2 separate regions of the Homo sapiens genome follow, and region 1 is linked to region 2. The links are chromatin contacts, found by Hi-C in ENCODE. All regions are on one chromosome and are shown on one strand. The core of a region is the stretch at or near the end of the contact, and the rest is flanking DNA. Distances in the headings are between cores, read along the strand shown.

Region 1 (5,836 bases), core at 414-2,913, 1.7 Mb after region 2:
TTCTTAATTACATATTCAGAGATGTTCGTCGTAATTTTGCTGTATACTGCAAATATTCTGTATTAGTTATAAATTTATGTAAAATGTTTTAAATCTAAAATTATTTATTCACAAATAGTTTTTGGAGAATCTGGTATGGGGATAACACTTATACTAAGGTTGAGGAGTGAGATTGCAGGGATTTGAGAAAGATACAAGCTCCTACCCATGAGGAGATTAAAATGTACAGTGGGACATAAAACATGTACATGAATAGCTACAATGGATGTTTTGTACTGCCAGCAAGGGGTCGTGATTAATTTTTTAAAAATTACCTTGGGCTTAAGGAATCAGGAAAGGCTTCATGGAAGAGGTGGTAATCGTGTTTTAAGACCTTAAAATGCAGATGGATACAGGCAATTCAGGCCCAGGAAGTGATCCAAGAAAGGCTCAGAGCCAGTTACGAGGCAAGTGTGTTAAAGAAGTTTCAAGAAGTCCAGACACACGGAAGCACAATGTCTTATGCTAGAGAACCAGGGTAGATGGGACTAAGAAGGTAGCTTAAGGTCAAATTACAAAGACTCTTGAAGGCCAGGCTAACAGCTTTGTAATCTATTTAGTATACAGTGTGGATCAATCAAAGCAGTGACCTCAAAAGATAAATGTGCCAAGCCTGTGCAAAATGAATTTGCCAGGGAGAAAAGAGAGGCACGGGACCATGTGAGAGGCTACTGCAATAGTCCAGGCAAGAGGTCAGGAGTGCCAGAATTAGGGCATAGGCAGTGGGAATGGGAGAGAAGGGCTGAGGGCCAGAGACAAAGACCTGACTGCACTTGGCAAGATGTGTGAGACTAGGCGAAGGGATCAGGTGACTCAAGACTCTGGCTGTGGAAATGAGAAGCTTTAATTAGAAGTCCTGGGCCCAGGAACGCAAATATCTAACTGTCGATAGGAAGCATGGAACTGGCCCGTGGGAGAGGCATCAGGATTGAAGTTTTAGATTTGGGAGTCATGTGTCTGGAAGTGATAGATGAAGCCATTAAAAACAGGGAAACATGGCTTGGCACAGTGGCTCACGCCTGTAATCCCGGCACTTTTGGAGGCTGAGGCATTTGGATCACCTGAGGTGAGGAGTTTGAGACCAGCCTGGCCAACATGGCCAAACCCCGTCTCTACTAAAAATACAAAAATTAGCCAGGCATGGTGGCGTCTGCCTGTAATCCCAGCTACTCGGGAGGCTGAGGCAGGAGAATCGCTTAAACCAGGAGGCGGAGGTTGCAGTGAGCCGAGATCACACCATTGCACTCCAGCCTAGGCAACAGAGCGAGATTCCATCTCAAAAAAAAAAAAAAGGGAAAGAGTGGAAAAGGAGAAATTTGGGGATAGGAACTCAAGTAACAGTGACAACTGGTAGGAAAGGAAGGAGAGTTGGAAGGGAGTTAGGGAGGAAGTGAAAGAAGAAAGGAAGATCAGAGAAGCAGGGAGGAAACAGAATGTAAAGTTACAGAGGAAAAGGAAGAAAAGAGTTTAAAGAGGGAGTTCTATTAACAGTATTAAAGCAGTCAAATCACCTTCTCCAGTTTGTTTTTCTTAAACTTGACTTTTCTTTTGTAGGGGTAACTCAGTTCTGTTGAGGAACAACTCCCAGCACATGCCAAGAATCCCTTCCTTCCCCTGGGAAGAAATGGCCACAGCCACCAGATAGGTTTTGAAACCTCACTGATGAAGCAGAAAAACAGTTGTCAGTGATTTGAGAGCCCTGAAATCTGGTCCAAGTTCTGCCTAGCAAGTAAATTTCACAACCTCTCTGGGTGTATGTAAATTCCCCTATAAAACAATGGGTCAAGATTAATTGCACAAAGATACACATTGAAGGATGCTTGTTGTAATATTGCTTTATTATAGCAAAAGTCTGGAAACAACCCAAATGTCCAGCAACAAGGTATTGGTTACATAAATTGATATGTTCATCTAGCAGGTCACTTTGCAGCCATTAAAGGTTACAATGTAGAAATAATTTGTCGACACATAAAGATGTATACATTATATTGAGTTCAGAAGCAAATTATAAAACATGATCTTTTTATAACATATATGTATAGAAAAAATTTATAGATGATATAAATTTCTAAAAGGAAAGATGAGTGGTTGCATATTTCATTTTGCTCATCTGTACCTTCTAATTTTTCTCAAATAAAAACTGCAGGTAAAAGTTCAAAAACATACTTTTTAAAGTGAAATGACTTCTATATGGCTATAAGACTAACCCTCCACCATCAGACTATTTATTTTGTTTTTTCTGTAAGAATATTTATTATATATACATAAAAATAATAAGAATATTATTCATTATATGTCATTTTAATTAATAAAAAATTGTGTGGGCTTTTGTGAACTTGGAGCTGCCTTAAAAACCCTTAAATCTAAAGTGAGAAAACCTGAACTCAACAAGTGCAGCCACCATGGGAAGCTTCCTTAACTCCAGAGTTCCAGCTTCTTTGTTTCGTAAAATTCAATGATATTCCCCACCCCATAGAACTTGGCGTCTGAGGTTGAGTGAGCTGAAATAAAGTGTATTCCAGTTCTTCTAAGCAACAGAGGGCCATCCACATCTAAAGCTGTTATTACATTCGCTACATCAAGCGTTAACTAGTGTTCTAATTAAACACCATGGAATCTTCCAGCTCTCTGGCATTTATCTATGGGTAGAACAAATGTATACTGAAGTCCTACATGAGCCAGCCAAGCACTATGGCAGGTCCTGGAGATGCAATGAGAAGCAACACAGACATTCTCTTTGCCTTTATGTTCCATTATCAAGTCATTTTCTAAACACCGAGACACAAGTGTTAGACTCTAACAGACCTAATTCTAATTAGAGCTTTTAAAGGTGTTAGAACCCAGGCCAGGTATGAACCTAGCTACACTATCATTTACTTATGTGCCAAAGAGTTTGATCATACCCATTTCAAAGATCTATTCTAAAGATTAAGTAATTATACAAAAATGCCTGGAACATAGCAGGACCTCTATAAACATAGCTATTACCATTTTCATTATGAATCCCATTGTTTGCTGATTTAATTACCAACATACCCTCCACACATTTCTTTTCAAGTCACTTAACAGCAAATTTAATTTCACCAGACACACCTCAATGTCAGTCAATTCCTCATCTTTCACTATTTAGGAAATATTTTTGCTAATCATCTGCCAGAATTCTTGTTATTTTCAGAGTAACTTGTGTAGCTGTTATTCAGTTTTCACTCTTTGACACTCTTAGTAGATTCTTTGTTGGTTTCTTTTCTTCTCTGGGACAATAGTAAGGTGTCTAGGTTTCAAATACTTAGCTTCTATTCAAAAAGGAAAAAAAATACTTTTGGATAATGATTGTTTCCTTAGTGGTTAAAAACAGAGGGAAAAGAAGCAGGAGAGGGGGCTGGCACAAAGAGAGATGCTATGACACTTAGCATCTTCCAGAATTTTGGTCGTCTCTACTGAGAACATTTCCAGCAGATGAACACCAAAGAAAAAGGCACACAGGTCAGGACGCCATCTGTTGCTCAGTTGGAACAGACCATTCTGCTCAGAAACCACGGAAGTGTGATATTGCCCTTCACTTCCCACTCCCTGACCAACACAATTCCTAACAAATCTTCAAGTGTGTGTGTGTGTGTGTGTGTGTGTGTGTCTTATGCAACAACACAAACCCAGGAAACATCACACCCTAAACAAATAATCCCCTTCCCCTTAGCAGCATCCTAGATACACAAAGTATGCAATAGAATCCAAAGAACCCTACAATCCCGAAAAACACAGAGATGAAAAGGCTGCCCTCTCCCAATTTCAGCCTTGGAGAACTTCCTTAATGCCACAGCCGAACTATGTAATTGTGACCACACTTCCTTATGGCTGCAGTGCCACCTAGCGGCCAGGTGAGCTAGGGGCGCACTCATTCTCAGTCTGAAAAAGCAACTTTTATCTGCTGACTCTTCAATTCTTTCCAGAGAGGAACAGAAGTGGCTGGTGCACATGACGGCCAGAATTAGGAATCATCAGGGTTCTATCACATTCAAACTATTTCCTGATTATAATCACATCCAAATCACCCAGAAGAGACAAAAGAGGATAGAAAAATTCCTGCCAACTTTAGGTTTTCATGTCCAAATGCATCCTCATACAAACTCACAAACTAGCACAAATATTGAGTCTAAATCCAGGCAACCTTGTGTATTTTAAAGTCTTCAAGGCATGCAATTATATACATTAAATTATTTTCAAACAAAAAGAAAAGTGAAAAATAGGCTCTAAAGAACCAGTAATGAGATTCTTCTTTTCTCTTTTCCATAAACAGTTCTGTCAGTTGCTGACATTTCTGATGCCATCAGACACTTATAACTGGACTGCAACTTTATCTGCATAGAATAACCAAAAGCGTATGCACCTTTTACAGATGACAGCTTAAATAATGTAATTTGTTTGAGACTTAACGTGGGGATACACAACCTAATTCAGTTCATTTTAAACCCAAATTATTCTGGTTAATAGCCTGGTAAATCTCAGAACAGAAAGTGTGCACCGCTGCTAAGTATTCCATATTAAAAATAGTTTGTGATGGGATGTGCTTTTTTTAATTTAAAGTTTAATGTACATTAACATTTTTAGATGAAAAACTGACAATCTGAGAACAGTTCTAAATTCTCCTTTGATTATTTTTCCGGCGCGTTGAAGGCATGATATAGCTACATAAATAGGCTAACACTCTGGTTCTTTGGAAGATTAGTGTCTGTCCGATCGTATGCCCGTTTTTATAACTCTCTAGTGGGTTTTTAATGCAGAATGGATCATGTCCACACTCCCGGCTGGGATTCCAAGTCACAAAAGTCTTTCTTAATTTCTGATCCATACCTCCTGGTTGACTTACTCACTGTCCCCTGCTGAGATCCACCCTAGACTAAATTTTAAGCAGGCCAAGTTGATTCTTTCCTGCCCACACTTTCCACACAAGCCAGCAGCCCTCCCCTACCACTTGGCACATTCTCCAACCGATTCTTGCTGTTGAACCGGGGTAGCGTTCCCAGATGTCTTGGTCTGCTTGGGTTGCTATCACAGAAAACCTTAGACTGGGTAATTCATAAACAACAGAAATTTACTGCTCACAATTCTGGAGCCTGGGAAGTCCATGATCAAAGCACCAGCAGATATGGTGTCTGGTGAGGGCCTGCTCCTCATAGATGGTGCCTTCTACATGTCCTCATATGGCAGAAAATGTTAAAAGCATTCCCTCAAGCCTCTTTCATAAGGTCACTAATTCCATTCTTGAGGGCAGAGCCCTCATGATCTAATCACCTCCCAATGACCCCATCCTCTCACACTATTGCATTGGGGATTTAGGTTTCAACATATACATTTTGGAGCGACATGCACACTCAGATCATAACACTAGATTTAGAAAAAACAACAAACAAACAAAAAATCAAGATGAGACATCCAGTTGTATTTGAATTTCAGATAAACAGAAAATTTTTTAGCAGGAGTATGTCCCAAATATTGTATGGGATATACTTAAATCAAAACATTATTTATTGTTTATCTAGAATTCAAGTTTAATGAACAGTTCACTTTTTTTTTTTTTTTTTAATGGAGTCTCGCTCTGTCGCCCAGGCTGGAGTGCAGTGGCGCGATTTCAGCTCACTGCAAGCTCCGCCTCCCGGGTTCACGCCCTTCTCCTGCCTCAGCCTCCCGAGTAGCTGGGACTACAGGCGCCCGCCATCAAGTCCGGCTAATTTTTTTGCATTTTTAGTAGAGACGGGGTTTCACCGTGTTAGCCAGGATGATATCGCTCTCCTGACCTCGT
Region 2 (5,350 bases), core at 2,631-5,130:
GAGATGTATTCTTCTGTCAGAGTGTTTGGGGATGAATTAGTAATAGGTGTAAAGAAGATGAAATAAACATAAAGATCAGGCAGTGGATTAACCCTAGAGAAAATTAAAAGTTGCATGGAAGCATGGTATGTATACTATATGGCTCAGCTTTGAGCCATACAGACTCATAGAAATATAAATATTGAATTCATTTAAATGAAAAGGTAATTTTATCATGTTGGCCAGATGGGAGAAGGTGGAAGAGAAGGAGGGAGGAGGAACAGAGAGAGAGAGTGCTAGATCCTCTGCCCTATACCCAGAAGTCAATAATTATCTAAAATTGAAAAAAATAAGCAGCAACACCCTATTATTTACACAATATGGGATTAAATATCAGAAGAAATGGTTAAAAGTGGTTACCTCTACAGAGTACGGATCAGGAATTGGGATGAATGAACTAAGGGAAAATTCTAGTAGGATGATAATGACTTTTTAAAACAATGTTCATGTTACTTTAAAAGGCAAAACATCAGGTAAATGGGTGCCCTGCCAAATCAGGGACTTAGCACCCAGGGTTATCAACTCTGTTAAGAATCAGGGAGTGCTGGGGGAAGAAAGTATAAATGATGGCCTTGTACAAAGTATCTTGGATTCTTATCAAGGCTGTGGCAGTCAAGTGTCCTTTGCCCCTGCTTCCTTGTTGTTTGCATAAATATTTGTATTCTGAGGCTTCATTCTAGGGTGAGAGCTCATTTTCTGTTTGCACAATTGCCTGGCTCCTCTGGCCAAAGGGTGCTCTGCTTCTGGCAGCTGAAGATCCCAGTAGACAGCTTCTTAAACCATGGCTTTCCCTGCAGGATTTGGATGGGCGGCAGCCACTGCAGCTTATCAAGTAGAAGGTAGGGGACACTCTCTCCCCTTCACTGGGGTGGGAGTGCTTTATTTCTGGTGTGTCCTGTGTACCTGAGGAAGATGGTGGGGTAAGGAGGCAAAAAGAAAAGCAAAGAATTGAACAGACCACAATGTTATCAATGAATTTGTTTCCCTTTTCAAACATGTCAGGGGTGGGGGCTCACATTCTCTTGTCTCTTTAGGCACAAGGAAGGGTGGAGGGATGAAGAGGTGAAAACCAAGCTGTGGCTGGATTTTCAGTCAGTCCAAACTCAGCTGAGACATCAGTTTACATTGGACCAGCTGCTTTTATAATTGATTTTTAGAATCCATTTGCCCCAACTCCTCTACAAAGGAGAATCATTTTTTTCTATTGGCTGGAAGAATATTGGGTCGATTTTTTCAAAGAGCCCTTCATTAATTGGGAAAAGTTCCCTGTTCTATTCTTAGTGAGCGCCAAGCCAAGCCTAATCTTGTATGCCACCATATTTCCTGGGGCAGCTGAGAAGTAAATAGAAGCAAATGGTAAAGAGCACCCAGAGTGCCTGTGGAGCCCAAGTTCTGATCCTCATCCTACCACACACAAGTGTGTGAATTCTTTGTCCTCCTTGAGTCTCAGTTTCTTCATCTGTGAAATAGGAAGATGAGCTTTACTTTTCTAAAACACGTATGTCCCCCCTTCCCCTCCACAAAGGGAGTTAGAGATTGTTAATAGCTACCATGGAGAAAATATTTATTTGGTCAAATAAGTATATGAAACCCTGGATTAAACAAAGCAAAGTGAGTTATTGTGGTAGCTTCCTAGGATTGCCATAATAAAATATCATAAACTGTGGGGCTTAAACAACATAAATTTATCCTCTTACGGTTCTAGAAGCCAGAATTGGCCACTGGAGGATGTAATTAGCCAAGTTAAGATGAGATCATACTGGAGTAGGGCAGATATGCAATCCAATATGACCGGTGTCCTAAAAAGAAGGAAATTTGGACACTGAGAAATTTGGAAATTTGAAAGAAGAAAAATTGGACAAAGAGACAAGGAGAACACCGTGTGTGAGAGAGAGATTGGAATGTTACAGTAAGCTAAGGAGCAATAGTCGCCACTAAAAATTAGAAAGAGGCAAGAGGGATTTTACCTAGAGACTTGGGGGTCCATGAGCCTGCTGACACCTTGATTTTGGAACTCCAGCCTCTAGAACTGTGAGAGAATACATTTCTGTTGTTCAAGGCTTTCATTTTGTGGCACTTTGTTACAGCACCCCTAGAAAACTTATACACCGAGAAAAACAAGTCAATCAATCAATGAAATAATGACTGCTATGGTAAGTGCTATGGTGATAATAGGATGTTGTGGGAAAGGGTCACGTGAAAACCAGTTCTTCAGGATGGGTCATCAAGGAGGATCTTTGTGAACTAGCATCATTCCGTCTAAACTTAAGGTATGAGGAGGAGACTGCCATTTGAATATGGGGAGATCTTTCTAGACAAAGAAACAGGACAAGTTGATCCTGGTACAACCCATGCTGCCTGTGATTCCTAGCTTCAATTGCTATTTCCCCATCCTCTAGAATGGGAAGGAGGAATCTTTACTACACAGTTGTGATAACTGCCATGTAGAAGACATCTCCCACTGGGGGATTATGTATATTATTGCACATATATGATCTGTGATACAAGGCTCTTTTAAAGGAACGTCTGACAGTGTCCTGGTTGGCTGAGATTCCATGCCACCTTTTTCGCTACATGGGATCTTCTTTCATCTTCTTCCAGATAATTTCCACTTTGTTGTAGAGGGTGACTGAATAGGCTGACCCTCTGGGAATAAAAACAAAAGCAATGATCTTTGTTAGTTTCCGTCTCAAAAGAGAGGTCGGAAAAATCCGAGAAAGCATGGTAGAGCACCAGAATGGTGTAAATAGAATCAGATTCTAGAAGCAACATAGCATTGGTGATTATTAAGATGAGCTTTGGGGGAAGACTCTTTAGACTTGGATTCCATCTCTCCTTTTACTAGATTTGTGACTTTGTCCAAATGACTCATCTTCTCTGTGCCTCCTCACCTGTAAGATGGAGATTATTATGGTGTCTCCTGTGTAGCACAGCTATGAGGTTTAAATAAGATAATGTGTGTTAAGTACTTGGCATTTAGTGAGTGCTCGATGCATCATATTCATATCTGGGAGGATCACAAAAGGATTACAAAGAATGATTCACTATGGAACTCTACAGTTAACTTGGCATAAATATGCAGTTATACAAGACAATAGAGTGGGTTTCAACTACTAACTTTGAGTTCCTGCCCACTTAGGACCTGGAGGTAACATTAACTGGCCCATTCTGAGCTCCTCTCTTCACATGATCTCAATACTGTTGCATCTCTTCTGTCTGCTTGGAGCCAGTTTGTCCTATGCTCTTCGGACTTAGGCTTGCTTCTGCCATATTTTGAGGTCTTTATTTGTGGCCTCTAACCTGCTGTTAACTATCTATAGTTTACTAGGTAGGGTACTTGATCCATCATGCTCTGCCAAGAGCCATCAGCCTGCTATCTTTGTCAACTCACAGCATAACTTTTGCATGCTTGCTTGCTTTCCACCCTAGGAGCTCTTCCTGATCCTTTTGTGCTGTGTGTGAATTTTAGCTCAAGCACTTACTAGCAGAGTGACTTTGGGCAAATAATATATTTAAGCCTCAGTTTTCTTATTTGTGAAATTTGAAACATAGTCATACTCTCTCTGTAGATTGGTTCTAGGGACTGAAGAGGTAAGCATATGTAACTGTGGTATAAGAGTGCCCCCATGTAGTGCTCACCAAATACTAATATTAATGCCAATACTATTATTATTTTTCTTTCTCCTGGCTGTATTCTCTTGCACTCTGAGAGAAGGAGAGTTACACTGTCTACTCCATTTAGTGGGAATGGTCATTTCTTGTTTGGACTGCTAGTTAGAATCTATTCCCTCCTTGCTCATGCTTGACTACTTCACCAGCAGTTGCCAGGAGAGTTACTGTTTAACCATTTCTCCCACCATCGACTGGATTACAGTGCAGGAAGTTCACTCGTGGCTTTATCAAATCAGCATGGCTTGGATTTAAAGCCGAGAACAGCCTGTCTCTTTTTGATTTTGATAATCTTTGCAGTTTTGTGCTGCCCTGGCCTTGGAAGGTCTGTAGATGCATTGGAAGTCAGGAGACACTCAGCAGAGCTGAGGACTGAGCCTGAATTGTATTTGTAAAAAAATCTAACACTTTTAAAGATTTGTTATAAAACATTACCACGTATCTCTTTCTACTGTCTCTCTTTCCACTGTATTTCAAAATACAGTTGTCTGTATTGGTATATTTGTTTTCAGATACTCTCTTGAAATCCCTGAAGAATAACTAGCATACTCTCCCTCACCCTCACTGCGAAAATGGAGATATTTTGTCTCCATATAGAAAATACTGTCAGGGTCTTTGCAGGTGGGCCCCACTGAGAGGGGCAGGGACTGGGCCTTATCACCAGGTCTCCTAACACATTGACTACTTGGTTGCGTATTTTGCCGGAATCACGGCCTTTCCTTTGTCCTGTCCTTGTTCAGATCCTTTCTTCCTCTCCTCTGGCTATTTCACTGTTTATGGTCTTATAGAAGAGTTTAATGTTATTACATAAGAGTTGACTGCATGGTGCCTTGAGCCTTTTGGAAGAAAGCACAATACGAATCTAATAAATAAATAATAAATAAATGGTATAAGCAGGAGGAAAATTATGTGTTTTAGGTGAGTTGTAAAGAACCATGTAAAACCTAAAAAATGTATTTGTTAGACTAAGAGGCAGGGAAGAAAGTGCAAAAAATCATCGTACATACAGAAGTGAGTCTCCCGCAATGTTTTTAAGTAGAGAAAAATTCCCATGATTTTTAACCCCTTGTGAAGCTGACTCTGTCCTCTGTGTTTGGCTGGAGGGAACGTGAGGTGCAAAAACATCAGGTAGCTCCGTGGCATTTTGTTTACTTTGATGGTAGGCCACGGAAGAGATATGAAAATGACATTGAGGACCCAATTCTACAGTTCTTATGAGCTTCTAACTCCCGGTGATTTCAGGGAAGGCTCTTAAGGAGCGAACATGCTTTGCAAAATCCCACAAATCCTAAGCAAAGTCTAAACTACTCTGTTAATGCTTCCTAGTGGGATCTGAGTTTGTGGTTTTTAAGGAGCCAAAGTTCTCAGTTTTAGGAATGCCATTGTGAATCCTTGATATTACTCTAATATAACAGTTGATTTTAAGTTTGACTTTGGTTTTATGTCGGCAGAAATTGGGGATTGCCTCAGACTTTGGCCATCTCTATTTGCCATACGTTAAAGGTGGATTCTTGTAGTTAAGACATTTGTGTGTGTGTGTGTGTGTGTGCATGTGTGTGTTCCCTTAAAAAATTGGAAAAAGAACATGGCAGCTGTATTTTTTGGTTATAAGTTGAGTTTATGGTGTTTCTATATAGGCTGT

Evidence for each region. A loop is a pair of places that touch in the nucleus more often than their neighbours do. Pooled maps may share reads with other maps.
Region 1: a map of CD8-positive, alpha-beta T cell shows a loop between it and region 2 (26-fold over the local background). The contact joins two enhancer-like sites. A Hi-C loop is called at or near these places in 2 of 168 maps with a recorded cell type or tissue (CD8-positive, alpha-beta T cell and PC-9), 3 of 37 single-sample maps with no recorded cell type and 9 of 50 pooled maps.

What each region holds. Positions count from the first base shown.
Region 1 is chr4:24,415,713-24,421,548 of GRCh38, forward strand. It overlaps a transcript of PPARGC1A not described here. Among named protein-coding and RNA genes, the nearest start is that of MIR573, 100 kb to the right of the region's middle. Within about 2 kb of position 1,664, at least 2 of the 41 ENCODE cell types and tissues checked have a DNase peak (open chromatin) inside an H3K27ac peak, as active enhancers do.
Region 2 is chr4:22,692,196-22,697,545 of GRCh38, forward strand. It overlaps the pseudogene GBA3. Among named protein-coding and RNA genes, the nearest start is that of ADGRA3, 180 kb to the left of the region's middle. Within about 2 kb of position 3,881, at least 2 of the 41 ENCODE cell types and tissues checked have a DNase peak (open chromatin) inside an H3K27ac peak, as active enhancers do.